Regions from separate parts of the Mus musculus genome. Here region 2 is linked to region 1. The links are chromatin loops, found by intact Hi-C in ENCODE. Cell type or tissue: left cerebral cortex. All regions are shown on one strand.

Region 1 (8,000 bases):
CCTTTGGAGCTGAGCAAAGAGTCCCATATCCTTCTCCGAGGCCTCGGGTCTGGCTTTCAGAAATCCACCGGTCTTATTCATGAAAGGTCAAAATTCACTACTTGCTGAGCACCTATTATAAGCCTGGTTCTATTGTAGATGCAAAAGGTCCATTGATGTGGACCTTAGCAAGTTACCTGCCCCAAACACAGGTATATGGGGAGCTACTAACGAAGTCATCTCCATGTTAGTTGCTCTCCCACCACTACCCTTGGGCCAGAGAGACCAAAGCCATTGCACCCAGCTGTGCCAGCTGGTGACAACGGAGAAAGAGCAAGCGGTAGTACTCCGTGTGGGCAAAAGATGCAGACGCCCTGAGCAGGTGGGCCAGGCTCAGCCCTGGTGGGTGTTGCTGGAGAGGGGGCTAGGTACGGTGAGGACTCTGCCTGCGGGGGCGGAGGGCGCGGATGTGGGAAAGCAGACTCTGCCCGCAGTTGCCTGGGCCGCCGCGCCTGACCGCCGAGCTGCGCTCGCCTGCTCCCCGCCCTCTGGGACCGTGGTGAAGCTCTGTTCCCCATACTGAGCAGTCCCCCGGAGGCGCTCGGACACGTCCCTAGGCTGGATAAAGATCGACTCGGAGCTCGCTCCCCAGCGAGAAATCTCGCCATCGGCGTGGCTCGCGCGGCCGCTCTGGCCGGGCCTGGGAGCCGCCAGATCGCTATCTGGGAGGCAGAAAGACAGCAGCGCGGCCGCTACCCCCCGCCCTGCGCTCCGCGTGGCTGCGGGGTCCTGGGGCTCGCCGGCCTCCCTTCCCCCCCTTGCACTGCCTTCCCCGCGCTCCCCCCCCCCCCGGGGACATCCGCTTCCCGCCCGCCCGGTCCCCAGCGTCCCTCAAGGCGCCCTCTCCCCACTCGCCAGGCCCCGCTGCCTCCTGAAGGTTACGCGGCGCGGCGGCGGGGCGCGGCAGAGCACGGGGGGCACCCGCCCTCGCCGCCGCCCGCGCCGCCGCCCACCCCAATGCCCGCCGCGCCGGGCCAGCCTGGCTGCCGGCTGCTGCCACCGCAATCCCGGCTCCTAAATCAGCGCGGGGAGGCGCCCCTTCCCCCACCCGGCTCCTCGGGCTCCCCGGGCCGCGATTGGCCGCGCGTGCGCCCCCCAAGCTTGGGCCCCGGCTCCAGCTGCCGCGCCATTGGCTGCGGGCCTCCGCCAGCCTTTACATAAGCCCGGGCGCGCTCGAGTGGAGTTGTATAAAGCGAGCGCGCGGCGTCGGGGCGGGAGGCTCGAGGCCAGCCCGGGACCAGGGCTGGGCGCTGCAAGGCGGCGGCGCCAGCGGCAGAGGCAGCATCGAGCGCCCGCGCTCCGACGCCCCCAAGCGGTGGGGCTGAGAGAGCCAGAGGATGGCTCCGAGCGCTGACCCGGGCGTGAGTATCCGCTCCTGGAGCCCCCACCCCTTCCGGCGGAGAAAGTTTCGCCAGCCTAGCGCACCCCTCCCCGCACGCCCCCAGGGGTGGCGGGGATGCAGCTGGGGACCTGGGAAGATCGGGACTGCGAAGGCGGCGACGCTGCTCCCAACTTGCCAAGAGGCGCTGGACTCTATTGGCGCGCAGATCCTCCCCGCGGGCTGGGGGCAAGGCGGGCGCCAGGCTGGAGGTGGTGGAAGAGATGGGAGCCGAGGTGTGGGGGTGACAGCCCACAGTTGGCAGAGAACGTGTTAGTGGCACAGAGGATGGAGGTCAGCGGTTTGAGAAGGGGGCAATGGGGCTAGTAGGGGGCGGAGCAGGTGAAGGCTGTGCTGAGGGTACCCGGGGAGTCACCCAGCTGGCGGGCTCAGTTTGGGGACGACTAAGCTACCATCCTCGGCCGACTGCCAACGCTTCCAGGTTGGGGAAGATCCCCCGGGGCATAGCTCTTCTCCCGGGAAGCCGAGCTGTCTCCCCTTGCACAGCGCTGAGTGGCAGAGTGCTCCCGGAGCCAGCCCGGTACACAGCGTAGCTGCCAGCCGCCTTTTGCTGGACCGAGGTGTGGTCTGGCTTTCTAGCTAAGGATGTTTCAGGCAAGCTCTTTTCTGGCATTCTAGGGGAACCATGGGGTCCCCCCCCCCCTTGATCTTATGGAATCAGATAAAGGTTTTGGTGGGGCAGCAGGCAGGCTTGGGGGCATGCCCAGCAATGCAGCGTGATTCTTTTGCAGTACAGTAGTTGGGAGCCCTGGTTAGTCCCGCTTCTGCAGAAACCAACTAAAGAATCCAAAGTCATCCCAGCTGGGATGGGAGCCTCCCTAGGGGTGGGGGTGGGGGGTTCCTTCTTGAATGACTAATGATTACTATTGCTATTGGGTGGGTTCACCTACCGTGACATCTGTACATCTCATCCGTCCTCCTGGAAGCGTTCATGAGTTGCACTTGAGGTACCTTCTGGGATGGGTGCAAGACTTCGAAAAATGAAGCCAGTTGGAAAAGAAAGCAAGAAGGTTCCCAGAGTAGAGGACAGCGGTTTGATGCTGTGTTGAACCTGGGAAGAACTCCTGGGGAAAAGCTATCAGGGGAGATTTGAAACCATGATAACTTGGGACAGGAAGTACCCACGTTGAATTAAAGCAGATCCAGAGACTTGAACAGTTCCTCACACTTGGGTATTGAGACAGAGACGTGGAGGGTGGAAAAATGGGAATATGAACAGTTGGCCCAATATGGTCTTCAAGGAGGCGTTTTTTCCCCCTCTCTCTTTCCTGTCTTGGTTAAAAAGCCTCTTCTGGAGGCAGGTTCTAAAGTCAATTTGGTAGGCAAGGAAGGGAGTTTAGTTCTTGGTGCTGGACTAGATTAGAACACTTTGGTCTCCAGTTGGTGCTGATAGATTCTGGAGAAGGTTGAAGGCTGCCGGTGGCTTCTGCTCTTGTAGCTGATGGGTTGGGGTTGAGCCATTCACCGTAGTACAACCCTACCAATGGGCATGTGTTCAAACTCCTTGGATACCTGCGTTAGGCTAATGATTTTATGTGTGTGTGTGTGGGTTTACCAATCCATGCCCACCCCACCCCCATTCCCTGTTTGCTTGCAGTCAACATTTCTTGCTGCATTTCCCAAGACCTTCTTTCCATTAGGGATGTGTGCAGTGATATACCTGCTTGCTGCTCTGTCTTCCTTTCTCTGTCTGGACTACACCTGGCCTTCTGAACCCTGGTGCTTATTCTTTGGCACCAGGGTGTTTGGTTAAGGTATCCTATGGTTGCATGGAGGAGCCCTGTGAATGAGTAGACCAATGGCCTATGTAATGCCGAGACTGAAACACAGATTCTTAGAGAGACTAGGCCAACGACCAGGAAATTCTTCTGTTAAACAGGTTGTGACCACCTGAGTTGGTCCTCAAGCTCTCCTGCCTCCTTCCAATCAGTGGAAGCTTGGAGGTGGAGCGGGCTCCTTGGTGACCAGTAGGGGGCACCAAAACCACCTAGCTCAGGACTAGTGACTTGTTTCTTACCCTTCACTGGCCATAGTAACTTAATGCTTTAAGAAAGCTCAGGCTACCAACCCCTCAACAATCATCCATTGTGATTGAGGACACTGGGACTGGGACCCTTCCACCACATGTCCTGTGACTTCAGGTGGTCCTAGGACTTCAGAAGCAGTGGGATGGCAGAATATTCCGGGGAGGCAGAGCCGATACATAGCCCCGCTTGCTCTCTGAGATCATTGTTTTTTTGCTTGGTATCTGTGTATTCTTTGAATTCTTGGAACCTAAGAATATTTAAGACTAGAAAAAAGAAGAGAGGAGCACTGGGGAGTATCTGGTCCACCTCACCCCGTTCCCAACATTCCCCTGTACAATGTATTTACAAAAAAATTCAGCTGAAGTAAAAGTAGTATCTTGCCCAAGGTCACATGGCTGTTTGGTAGAAGAGATGGGGCCAAGCCCCAGGATTCCCAGTTCCCTGTTTGGAGCTTTCTCCACTCCAGTGACCTGCTTCTTCTGTGCTGTGAAAATGGACATATGTTTCTACGCAGTAGGCACTGGTAATTACTGACTGGCCAGACTTGAGTATACTAATAGCTTTAGTAAATTTAGGGAAATTTTCTTTGCAAGAAGACAAGGGCAGATAAAGCTCTCATAATGAACATACACGGGCTGTAAAATTCCAAGTTATCCTCTCTCCTCCCTCCACTGTCTTGTCTTATTGCTCTAAATGATCTTTAGGCAAAAGCTGTGCAACTCCGTGCAATGGAATCAGAAATGCGCAGGCCCTCACCAGATAGTCTTAGAACCTAAGGCGAGGCCTAGACATCCTCTAAGGCATGCTGGAACAGTCTCTCTGTCCTGCAGTCACACCTCTGCTGGTGGGACCCCCTCAAACTCAGATCCCAGGTGAACTAAAAAAAATTCCCGAAGAGTGTTTCCCCGATGTCCTTCATCCTTGCCGCTCTCAGCTCAAGGTCACCGTAGTAGAGGCTGTGGTCTCAAACAATCCCTTCTCTTCTGGCATCTGGGGCACCTAGAAGATGCTCTCATTTCTGATGTCCTTCTGTTCTGCTGGTCTGGTGGGTCCATGGGTAACTCTGTTTTCCACTATCACCCAGTTTCTTTACGTACCGTATGCACTTCCTTGGGGTTGGTTCTTCTTGGAACTTTAGCAGATTTGGTGGCCTTTCTTCATTAGGAACCCTGGTGCCAATCTGGAATTCTGAGAAGTAAAATCCTCCCCTGCCCTTGAAGGTCACCCAGTGGGTGCTTATTGCCAAGGAAAATGCTCAAGATTGTTCAGCTCTTCAGTCTCACTGACAAGATGGGTCTTCATCCATAAGAAAGAAGGGAGGTGAGGATATAGGCCACCAGAGAGCCATAGCTCCTTTCCTTAAGTGCGATTCCGAGAACTGTGTTTGAGATCCACGTCAGCCTATTTAACTTCTCGGTCTTGATCTGATTCTACGTAAGATCAGAGGAGTATAATTACATTCAGTATAAGAAGAGTATAGGATCTTCCTGTGAGGGTAGGTGAGCAAAGATGGGGGAAGATGGTCTTTGGGATTCTTCTCTTTAGGTGCGATGCGAAGAGCTAGTCATTTGGAAGGAGCTATTAGTGCTGGATCACTGGGAACACTGTGGGATCTTTTCCTCTGCAGCTAAGGCCAAGTGTTGAGGTTTGCACATCAGCTTCTGGTCATGGTGGCATCAGGACTGATGAGCAAAGTCTGACTGGCAGGTCTCTCTCTGGCCCACTGCTGGATTTTCACTTTGGGGTTCTGCCATGCTCGGGGAAAAGAAATTTTACAGGTCCCAGGATAATTTTGAATGTGATGGAAGGCCCTGAGCTATTGATTCCTGAGGAAGGATCTTTCTGCTGGGAGAAGCCTTCCTCAGAGCCCAGTGATTTAAGAGTGCTGACAAATCCTTGCTCACCGAGCCTCCTGCAGGCTGCAGATAGGCTCCCAGGCCAGCCTGGACTCTGCTCTGGATTTCTGAAGAGTCTGGCTGGTTGCTTAGGGGACATAAACCTGTGAACTCTCCTTAGGAGAAAGTATGAAATCAATTGGTTCATTATCACACCAAACACACGCTGGACCACTTAGGGCGTTTAAGAAATAAGAAGTAGCAGAAGACTGTGAGATTGGGTTTGAAACATGTACAAGAAGGTGTGAAGGGCTAGAGAAAAAGAGTAAAGGATGGATGAGAAGACCTTTGTCCGTCCCCCCCCATGCTCCTTATGTTTCCAATCCCACTGCAGCCCCTAGGCAGTAGTGACTGGAGAGATTACTGAATTCACACCACCCAGACTTTTGGCAGGGTCTAGAGATAATATATTGCCACAGTTGGAATGAAGGGTACTGCAAGCATCATCTGGTGGGAGAGAGGCCAGGTTGTTGCTGAACCTTCCTTTAGTGCACAGGGAAGCCCCAACACTACTGATTAGCTGGCCCCAAGGCTCTACGGTACCAGGATCGGGGCCTAGCAGTGCTTTACAGATGGTAGAGATTTTGGGAATGTTCCAATCAGCTCTGTTTCATAGCCGAGGACCCTGAGATCCAGAGTGGAGAGATGACCAGGCAGAACCCAATAGCAAGTAGACAGCAGAGCTAGTCTGGAACTCACATCTGCTCCTTTGAGGCTGGTTTACCCAAACTCCCCCAAAGTTGTTGTGAAGGATAATTATGAGCTGTGGAAACACTTAGAAAATTACAAGGAGACTATTATTAATGCTGCTATTATTACAAATTTGGGGGTTTGAAAAGTTCTGTTTCTCTGGTGCTGACTCACAGTAACACTAGATCAGTCACTCCCCAAGTCCTATACTGCCTTTCGTGTGCTCGTGGAAGGGGGTCGTCTTAACAGAAGATAAGTATCAGAATCTTTATCAATAGAGGAAAGTCCTAAGATCTGCCTTTCAAAAGTGTAGACACCTAGAAAACAAGAAAGAAGAAAAAAGGAAAAAAAATTCCTTGAAAGAAATCAGATGGACTTTGTGTGAAACAAAACACTCCCTTCTTGGAAACATTCCAGTCCCCTGGCCCCGTGTGTGCGTTGGTTCCAGCCCAGGAAATCTGATCAACATCCGGAGGCGAAAGTGATAGCTGCACAAATGTCAGACGACTGGATTTGTCCCCATTCTCTGAGTCAGGAGAGATTGTGACTTCTCTGCCACCCTTTCTGCTGGGGGCAGGGCAGGAGGGGAGCAGCCTGCACCGGGAAGTTCTACAGGGAAGTTCTGGGAGGGATGGGAAGGCCGGTACTAATTAGTAAAACCTTGTTTACTTAACAGACATATTCTTAAAGATCTCTTCCAAGGGACGTTTTGACATATTGCTTTAATTAGCCACAGAAGAATGGAGAGTGCAGAGAGTGTAAAATGACCCTCGCTGATGTTTCCAGTTACTCTTATCTTTGTTTGCACCTCACAAGTACTCTGACAAGGTCATGGAATCACTGCTGAGCTAAGGGACTGTCCTGGTGACCAGAGGAGGGACCATAGGGATGTCTTTTTCCTTGCCTATGCCAGGTTCCTTCTGGCTAGAGCATTGATTTCAGTGGGGTTTCTGGCCCGAGCCTCCTGGCTTCTTTTGTCACACCTGTCTTAAATGAGCCACCTTGTCCTGCAAATCTTACTGAAGCTCCCAGGAAAGGCACAGGCCTGAGCGCTTGGATTTTCCCTCCTAGCTCAGCTGCAAAGCTCCTGTAGGCTCGGCGGTCACAGCCCCCACTTGATGTTCTCCGCATTCAGCTAGAGAGAGTGGTTCTCTCCTTGTGGTCAGGATTAGAGAAGGAAGTCACTTAAGGCTCCCTCGGAGGACTAAGGTTACCTGCATTGGAGAATAAGGTTTTACTACTTAGACCCCTGCCTGGATGCACTGGGAGCCGTGAGCCCCAGGTCTCAGGGAAGCAGTCACCTAAGCTGGGTGGGCTCTTTCCACTGCGTATAGTGGAACCCCTTCTCTTTGAAGTCAGCTCATCTTTCACCCTGGCCTCAAAGAGCAGCTTCTGTTACACTTCACAGCCCTGCACCTCTCATCCAAAGAGGCCTTTGCAAGGGTAGAAACAAGAGTCTTCAAGGAGATGCTGCCCTGCCAATGGTGTTGGGGGTGGAGACACAGCACAAGTTGCTCGCCTGTACAGATTCAGCACCTAGGACAGCACCTGAGACTTTGGCGCTCAAAGGGTGCTAATAAGTGTGTGTATGGTTGGGGGGGGCGGGATATGGATTAGAGGTGGCCTTTCTGGGGCTGAGGTGGCCTCTGGCATTAAGGTGGATCTCCAAACTGGCCTTACTTGGGGAGGCCTACTTCTCTTCCAGCTCCTTCTGGAAGCTAGCCTTTGGTGTCAGAGCCATGTATATCTCCAGGACCCTGCTAATTAGCAGGGCTCATGAATCCTATGCAAGGGCCACTCAGTAGGACGATGGTCAGCTGTGAGCCTGAAGCTAGGCTGAGTTTCCTTTTCTCTTCACCATCCACAGCTGCTTCTCCTCTCCCCTCCCCCACCCCAAGTAGCTTCTCTGGTGACCCCTTCGAGCAGCCTTACCCTGCTTCGGCCCACAGA
Region 2 (8,000 bases), 88 kb after region 1:
CACAGCATCTATTTGAAAATTGTCAATCACAGGCTCCCATCTCCTGGCTCTGACATTGCCGTACAAAACCAGCTGAGCCAATCATAGATCTCTGAAGTTTGTCCTACAGTGGCTTGCATCTGTTAATCCCAGCATGCCTAGAGCAAGATGGGAGGCAGAGACAGGAGAATCACCTGGAAGCTCACGGGCCAGTTACTCTGGCATACACAGCATGGCAGAAACAAGCAAGACCCCTACCTCAACAAGGCAAGAGGAACAAAAAAAAAAAAATGAATTCCAAGAAAATTGTGCTTTGATCTCTCTACCAGCACATCGTGGTGTGTGCACACCCTGCTCACACATCACATGCGTACACTGATACTGAATAAAATAATAAGAAAAATCCTGCCCTCCTCAAAAAAAAAACAAAGAAAGAGAAGAGAAGAAGAAAGTGCCTTCTATTGAGGGTGAAGCTAGAGTTCATGTACAAGGCTGAAATGCTGTCACCGTTCAACCCTTCGAACAGAAGGATGGTGCAAGAGAATGAAGCCAACAGAAAGACGGGGAGGGGGGAAAGAAGGCAAAGGCCCACAGTCCCCAGCGGCTAGCTCTCACTCCACTCTCCCGCAGGTTGCCCACACCCGCGTGATTCCTGTAGTTTGGAATCTGTGCCAAGAAATTCCACAGCTAGTTCAGCTTAAGTGTTTGTCGCACACAATCAAAGAACCTTGACTAACAGCCTCCACCTGGCCCTGGGATCCCTCCTTTGACAGTTTCTGCGATGTCTGCTTCCATGTCTCCCTCTTTTCCTGGAAATACATTGAGGAATAGTCATGGTCTTGTTCATCTCCACCGTCTCGTCAGCATCAGCAAACAGGAGCAGGCACCTGCTCAGTCCAAGCGTTGTCCTAGAAACAGTGAGAAACAGAGCTGCCAGGGAGGGTCTCTGCCTTCCAGTGCTCCTGTGCACATCAAAATACAGGAAATTCCAAGGGCGCTGAGCACACGCTGAGCACAGAGCTCTTTTTGGAATGAGTCGTTCATCAGTCACTCCACGTGGAGTTTTTACAGAACACAGACACTTGTAGCTGCAGATTATTCTTACCTTTTAGTTCCAAACATCCCTTTCTTGGAAAACCGTCCACTCTTCAGAACAGAAGTGAGGGTTTTCCTTCATCTTAGTTACTGTTTTCAGTGAGCGTTGTCTTTGTGAGGTCTTCTTCATCTTAAATCAAGATTAAATCTGCCTTGCATTATTTCTGGATGCCCTTTTCAAGCCTAGGCAATATACCTTCCCAGACCCTTCATCCCACCCAGGAACCTCCCATTCCCAAAGCCCTACTCTTTCACAGAGAATCCTTGGTCTGCACACAGATCCTATTCCGGAATGCAACATGGGAATCTCCTGTCTTAATGCCTTTCCATATGTTTTCCGGTCCTATTTAACTTCAATGGCTTTCAATGAATTAAACATGCGGAAAGGAAGAAAGATCGTTACGTACATTTCCAAAGAGATAATCTGGATAATCTGTGCTCAAAGGTATGGGATTGAAAGTGGGAAACATTTAGTTACAGCTGTATATTAGTTACTTCTCGCATCAACTGTGGTCAAATGCCTGACAGAAACGCTTCGGAGCAGAGAGGCTGCTTTTCGCTCACAGTTTCAGACGGTGTGGTCCAGCACCGTTAGGAAGATGCAGAGGCTGAGAAAGCCTGGGCTGCGGCAGTGGGAGCTGGTGGCAATGGGAGCTGGCGGCAATGGGAGCTGGCAGCAATGGGAGCTGGCGGTACAGCTTGTTCATGTGGCAGACCGTGACTCAGAAAGCTTGGGCCAGAATGAGAAACAGACACAGCCTTCAAGGCCTGTCCCCAGAAACTCGCTTCTAGCTTAATCACACTTCGTGACCTCCCAAAAACAGCACCATGAACCCAGGATGACATCCTCCAACACATGAGCTGATGAGAGATCTTTCACATCCAAGCTGTGACACGATAGAAAGAAAACAAGGACTCAAAAAATGGTGATATCTGGAATCCCCGTGAGGAACAGCAGGGGCTATTCGGGTTTTCTTGTTTTGTTTTGTTTTGTTTTGTTTTTAATTTGTTTCCAGCTTGTGTTCCTCCTGCCTCAGTTTCCCAAATACTGGGATCGTAGGCATGCACCTCCCTGTCTGGCTCTTTGTTCATTGTTAACTTTTCTCTGAGGGCTCTGGGAACACAGTCAGATATTCTGAGACCCAGCTACAAGCCAACTGTAGCCAGACTTCCACTGGACAGACATGCCGGTTGTGAATTCAAGCGGCTCGCCTGGAGAACTACACTGACTCATGGGAAATCCTTTTTCCTACTTTCCAGGGATGAATTTTTCTTTCCCTTAAATCTGAGGTGATAGCTCATCGTTATCTGATTTCTTTCCAAAAACTTAGTGGCTTAAAGATGATTTATGATTCCTTCCATTCTGTGCACCAGGAATGTGGTCTAGAACCTGGGGGGTGGTTCTCCTGTTGTGCAGAATGCCTGGGTACCTGGATGCTGCTGCTTCCAGTGTCAACAGACTGGACTGAGGGCCAGAGGGGTCTTCGCTCACCGCCTGGTGCCTCACTGCTCATCCATGGAGCTGATTTGACTTCTGCAGCTCCTGATTGTCTCACGAATATCAGATTTTCCTTACATGGTAACCAGCTTTCCCCCAGAGACAGATGGAAACCACTGGGCCTCTGAAAGGCTGAGACTGGACCTGGCCCATCATCATTGTTACCGTGTTTTGACTATTCAGGCAAATCACAAAGTCCCATACTCAAAGTATATTATCATATATATACATATATATGTGTGTGTGTGTGTGTATAATCTTATGTTATATGTGTGTATTATATATCACTATGTCATCATATGTGATATATAATATACATGTTATCATGTATTTGAGATATTATGTATGTGAAATGTGATAATATATATGGCTCACAACCTTTTTTGATGAAGGTTGACAGTTTCGATCTGCCAAGAGCCAGATGGTATTTTTAGCTTTTAGGCCATACAGTCCCTGTTGCAACTACTCAATCCTGTCTTTTGCCAAAGGTAGCTATATGTGATATATGACTTTGCATACTTGTGTTCCAATAAAACTTTATTTACAAAAGCAGCCAAGAGGCCACATATTGTTCTTTGGCTGATTATTGCTTTAGACCAATTATACGTTTGTCTTTCAACTAATTTTACCTAATGGCTAGCTAATCACTTTTTACTAGAAACTCACTTCTTTTAACTTATAGCTGAGGGTGTTTATTAATGTGACCAAGAATAAAGTATGTATTTTATGCCCATAGTTATGAAAATACAACATATCTTTAAAACAACTCTACAGGAATTGTCTAAAGTAGCCCACCAGATGGGACTGTTTCCCTGTGGCAACGTCTCAGCCTCTGGAGACACGCTGTACTACTTACGTTTAGCATTGCTTTGAGAAACTGCAGAGATGGCTCAGTGCTTAAGTGAACTTGCTGCTCTTGCAGGGGACCCAGGTTCAGTTGCTGGTACCCATATGGTGGCTCACAACCATCTGCATCCTGTCCCACAGGATCTGATGCCCTCTTCTGGCCTGCTTGAGCCCCAGGCATGCACATGGTATGTGTACATACAAGCAAAACATTCAGACACATAAAGTAAAATGAAATAATAAGGAAAACTGTTAAACACCATCACCGCTTTAATAAGCACACCCTGCGGAAGAGGTTGCCTGGCTCACAGTTTAAACACAGCGCCTCCTAGTGGAGAAGCCATGAGGTGGGCGCTTCGGGCAGCTGCTTCCAAGTCAGGAAGCAGAGAGAGAGGAAGCCTGCTGCACCTTTTCCTTCAGTTCAGAGCCTCACCCCAGAATGGTGGCACCACCGCCACCAGTTAGGGTGGATCTTCTCTCCTCAGATCACCCAGTCTAGAAACTTCTTCACAGGCATGCCCAGGAGCTTGTTTCCATGGCAACTCTAAATGCACTCAAGGTGACAGTCAACTAATGCTTTCCATCAGCCTGGTCTACAGGTTGACCGGCTCCTCTTTCCATGCATCTCTGTTGGTCTGAGCCCCACCCCTTCATCTGTGTGTATGTCTGTGGCTGTCTCTAGTGTTCAACCTGTCTGTATGCACATGCCCTTCTCCCCTCCTCTCTCCCTCCCGCCTCCATTTGTGCCCCCCCCCCCCCTTTGTGACAAGGTCTCTCTATGTAGCCCTGGCTGTCCTGAAGCTCACTCTGTAGACGAGGCTTTCCTCAAACTAACAAGGATGCCCCTGCCTCTGATTCCTGAGTGCTGAGATGGAGAGTGTGTGCTGCCATCCCAGGCCCCTGCTTCCTTCTCTCTCTATTTTCTCTCTTGTTGGGCAGATTATTTTTCATAATTTACTTTTTAAAAAGAAGTTTCTTGTTCTTAATTCTCAAAATAGCTATGTTACATAGCTTCCAAGTCTAAAAAGCTTTCTATTTTATGAAAAGAGATATCACATGTAAATTATTTAGCCTAGTACCTGGCACATGGTAACTACCTAGTGATTACATTCTCTCATGTAGGTGATCCACACACACATGGATCACCATTAACAACAACTACAACAATGTAGCTCTTCTGTCTCTATCAGTAATTTTTTCTCACCTCTACCCCAGATATCAGCTGTCCACATCCTCTCTGTTATGACCCTGTTTGTACATGTCTGGGGAACTACCAAAATTGGAGGATAAAAGACAAACCAAGGGACTGTGCACAGCGTGCCTTTTGATCAGCCAAGAGATGATCAGGCACCTAGCCCCTTCTCTTCTGTTCACTCTGACAAGATTTGTTGAACACATGGTGTGGACTGGATGGTGAACGTGAAGCAAGTATGCAGGTCCCAAGCCTCTTGACTCTCACGGCCCACTGGGGGAAACAGGAAACAGAGAACAGGTCACAGTAGGAAAGAGGGTGCAGGGTTCGGGAGATAGAAATGGGCGATCTCTCTAGGGAGCTGCCTTTTAAGATGAACCCTAAGACAGGAGATGAGCCAGCTGTGGGAACAGCAGGAGGAAGTAGAATGAAATCTACTGGGGAGAGTCAGCCAGCAAAGTGGGTGGCTGCAAAGTGGGCGGGGCCAAGCAGGGCCCTGTGAAACCCACCCAGCAGCAGCTTTCTCAAACACTGGTGAACTGCCTAACAAAAGCATCCTGCGGGAGGAAAATTCTATCTTGGCCAATGGTATCAGAGATGAAGTCTGCCATGGCAGAAACAGCAGAGTGGTGTGGCTTCATGGAGAAGAAGGGAATGGCCAAGGTTTGTGCACATTTTGGTGGATCGGGAAGCAGAAAATAAGACCAGAATGAGATCCTAGTTAATCCTCAAAGTCCCACCCTCCCCTCCATCAAGCATACCTCCTGTCCAAAAGGTCCCACAGCACCCCCTAAAAAAACACCACCTGCTGGAGACCAAGAGTTTGGGCGCACAGGCCTGTGAGGTACACATCAGACTCAAACCACAGCATCCACCCAAGAGTTTCAGGGAGGTAGCTGCCACGATCTGGCTTACTTGTTAAAAAAAAGACTCATACATGGAGATTAGATCAGTGGGGCAAATGAGGAAAACAGAGAAAGGAGGCACCCCAGAGATGGTGGCAGTCAGTCGGGGAGGAAAGAAAAGAATAAAGCTAGGATATTTTTAGAGGTAGATATGACAAGAAGGGCTGATGGATTCGATGGGAAGACGAAGGGGAGGGAGGCTGAGGCTGGTGCCAAGCACCTGGTTTTTAGTGCTTGGGTGCCTACTTGAGGGAGGGAGAAATGGAGCAATCAATAGTTCCATTTTGGACATGCTCCATCTCGGGCGCATGAGGGGAGATGTCAGGTAGGCAGTCGGATATATGAGTCTGAGCCTGGGCTAAGAGATATAAATTTAGGGGGTTGTCAGTCATGGGAATGGATATGACCAACTAGAAAATGGAGAGAGAAAAGACAACAGAACCAAATCCAAGCCTGGAGACTCCAGCAGTCAGAAGGTAGGCATAGGAAAAGGGACCCAACCATGGGGGGAAAGGAGGGGAAGCCAGAGAGGGAAGAAAGTAAGGCAGGGCGTTATGAAGCCTAATGAGGGTGGGGCTGTCCTGTGGGAGAGTGGGGGGCAGTTGGGAGTGGCCACAGTGCCACTCACTGCCAAGAGGCCAAACTTGATAAGGACAGACAGGGCCTCCCTCAATCTGGCCACATTAAAGCCAAGGATGGCAACTAGAGTGACTTTTTGGGCCAAGGTTCGATGGGATAAGGAAATGCATGGCGGGAAAGCAGAGACCGCTTACGAGGACAACTCTTTTGAGAAATGTGTTTAACCAGGGAAATCAATGACGAAATCCACCTTCCTAACCAGGGTGGGATGGCCGTGGATAAGAAGTGGTAGCTTGTTTAGAAACTAACTGCTCAATCGCTGGGGAGCAAAAGGTCACGCCTCGGGCTTGTTGTGATTTTTTTTTTCAATGACGATGAGAGCTTGCGATTGTGTAACTGTTCACAGTTTACCAAGTGTTGTCACACACACTCTCACACGCCTCACGGCGGTCCTTCGAGGTGTGAGCGGCAGTGAGTTACAGATGAGGAAGCTGAAAACTTAGAGGAGTTGAGTGACAAGCTTGAGCCATAGTCGGGATGCACTGCCAAGGCTGTGATAGCCTAACCATGGCTGGCACACTCTGATATTAGGCACCATAACTAGCTTTCAAGAACATGGGGCCCTGCCCAGTTCCCTGGCTCCATTTAGCTGTGCTTTCAAAGCCCCTTGGACTCCTACAAATACCCAGTGCTTCCCAGCAAGCGTCAGAGAAAGGAAACACAAGACCCTATGTTTTGCCCAGGCTCACAGAGAAACTGTGGATAAGTCACTTCACCTCTGTACTCTAGTGTTCACATCTATAAAATGGGGTCGTCCCAGGCCTATCATGAGGATACAGTGGGATTTGGAAGCACTTGGCAGAGTGTGTGCGTGGGAACTGCTCTCTGAAGGCTGCTCAGGATAACTTCCTGATGTACTCCTTCCTGCTTCATCTCTCACCCGCTCACCTCTGCACACAGACCTTCACACCCTCACCTCTATATTACACACACCCTTACCAACAAATGCATATTCTCATTTATACACAATTTATACACACACACACCCACACATGCGCACGCACCCTCACTAATCGCACACATGCATACACACACACACACACACACACAAACATACAGACACACATGCATGTGCATACACTCACACAGATACACATGTGCATGCTCACACAGACATACACATGCATGCTTACACACACACACTTGCGTGCACACACACAGACACATGCATACACACATGCACACAAGCATATGCATACACACATGCATGCACACACAGACACACTCACACACACTCACACAGACACACACACGTGCGTGTACACACACACACACACACACACACACCTTGATCCTCCGTACCCTTCCCTCTCCTCTTCTTACCCATCCTTTCTTATCTGACCCTCCACTCCACTCCACTCCACTCCACTCCACTCCACTCCACTCCACTCCTCACCCCCTTATCCCTCACCACTCACCCTCTCCCCCTGCATCCACACACACCATCCCTTCCATCCTTACCCTCCACCTCTCATCCCCACCCCACCCCTCCACCCCTTCTCCCCTAAGCCCTTCTTCTTGCGGTCTGTGTCTGAGCACCTGCCGTAGTATGCTCTAGGCACAGCACAGGCAGAGACACACATCCTTTTGGACTCTGGCAGTATGCACTTAATGAGGGCAGGGATGTGATGCAGACACCTTTGCCCTCTCAAGAGCGAGCCAAGGCAAGACACTGCAGGATACCCGGAAGAGAGAAGGTCACATCCAGCCTGGCACGTGGGGCTGACTTCACACAGGATGGGGCCAGGAGGGTGGGAGAGTGTTCCCCGTGGAGCAGGGGCGCAGCTGGACAAAGGCACAGGCACAGCTGGAAAGGGCAGTGCATCTTTAGGGGCTGGCGAGGAAG

Evidence for each region. A loop is a pair of places that touch in the nucleus more often than their neighbours do. Peaks named below come from ENCODE experiments on the same cell type or tissue, not always from the same donor. Only the 100,000 strongest peaks of a DNase experiment are listed, where the experiment ranks them.
Region 2: a loop joins it to region 1, with 2.8 times the contacts of the local background. A loop is called at or near these places in 3 of 42 quality-filtered maps.

The regions. Positions count from the first base shown.
Region 1 is chr19:42,425,010-42,433,009 of GRCm38, reverse strand. It overlaps Crtac1 (cartilage acidic protein 1), which reads left to right and starts at 1,222. Exons shown (of 15, transcript NM_145123.5): 1 at 1,222-1,400. The coding sequence starts at 1,377. In left cerebral cortex, CTCF peaks have their summits at 422, 1,356 and 3,406 (motif pointing right); DNase peaks (open chromatin) are centred at 1,155, 1,768, 3,408, 6,491 and 1 more place; H3K4me3 peaks cover 2,522 bases; H3K27ac peaks cover 1,825 bases.
Region 2 is chr19:42,337,143-42,345,142 of GRCm38, reverse strand. All of the region lies in intron 2 of Crtac1 (cartilage acidic protein 1), which reads left to right. Among named protein-coding and RNA genes, the nearest start is that of Gm41848, 56 kb to the left of the region's middle. In left cerebral cortex, CTCF peaks have their summits at 3,753 (motif pointing left) and 5,380; DNase peaks (open chromatin) are centred at 1,769 and 3,747.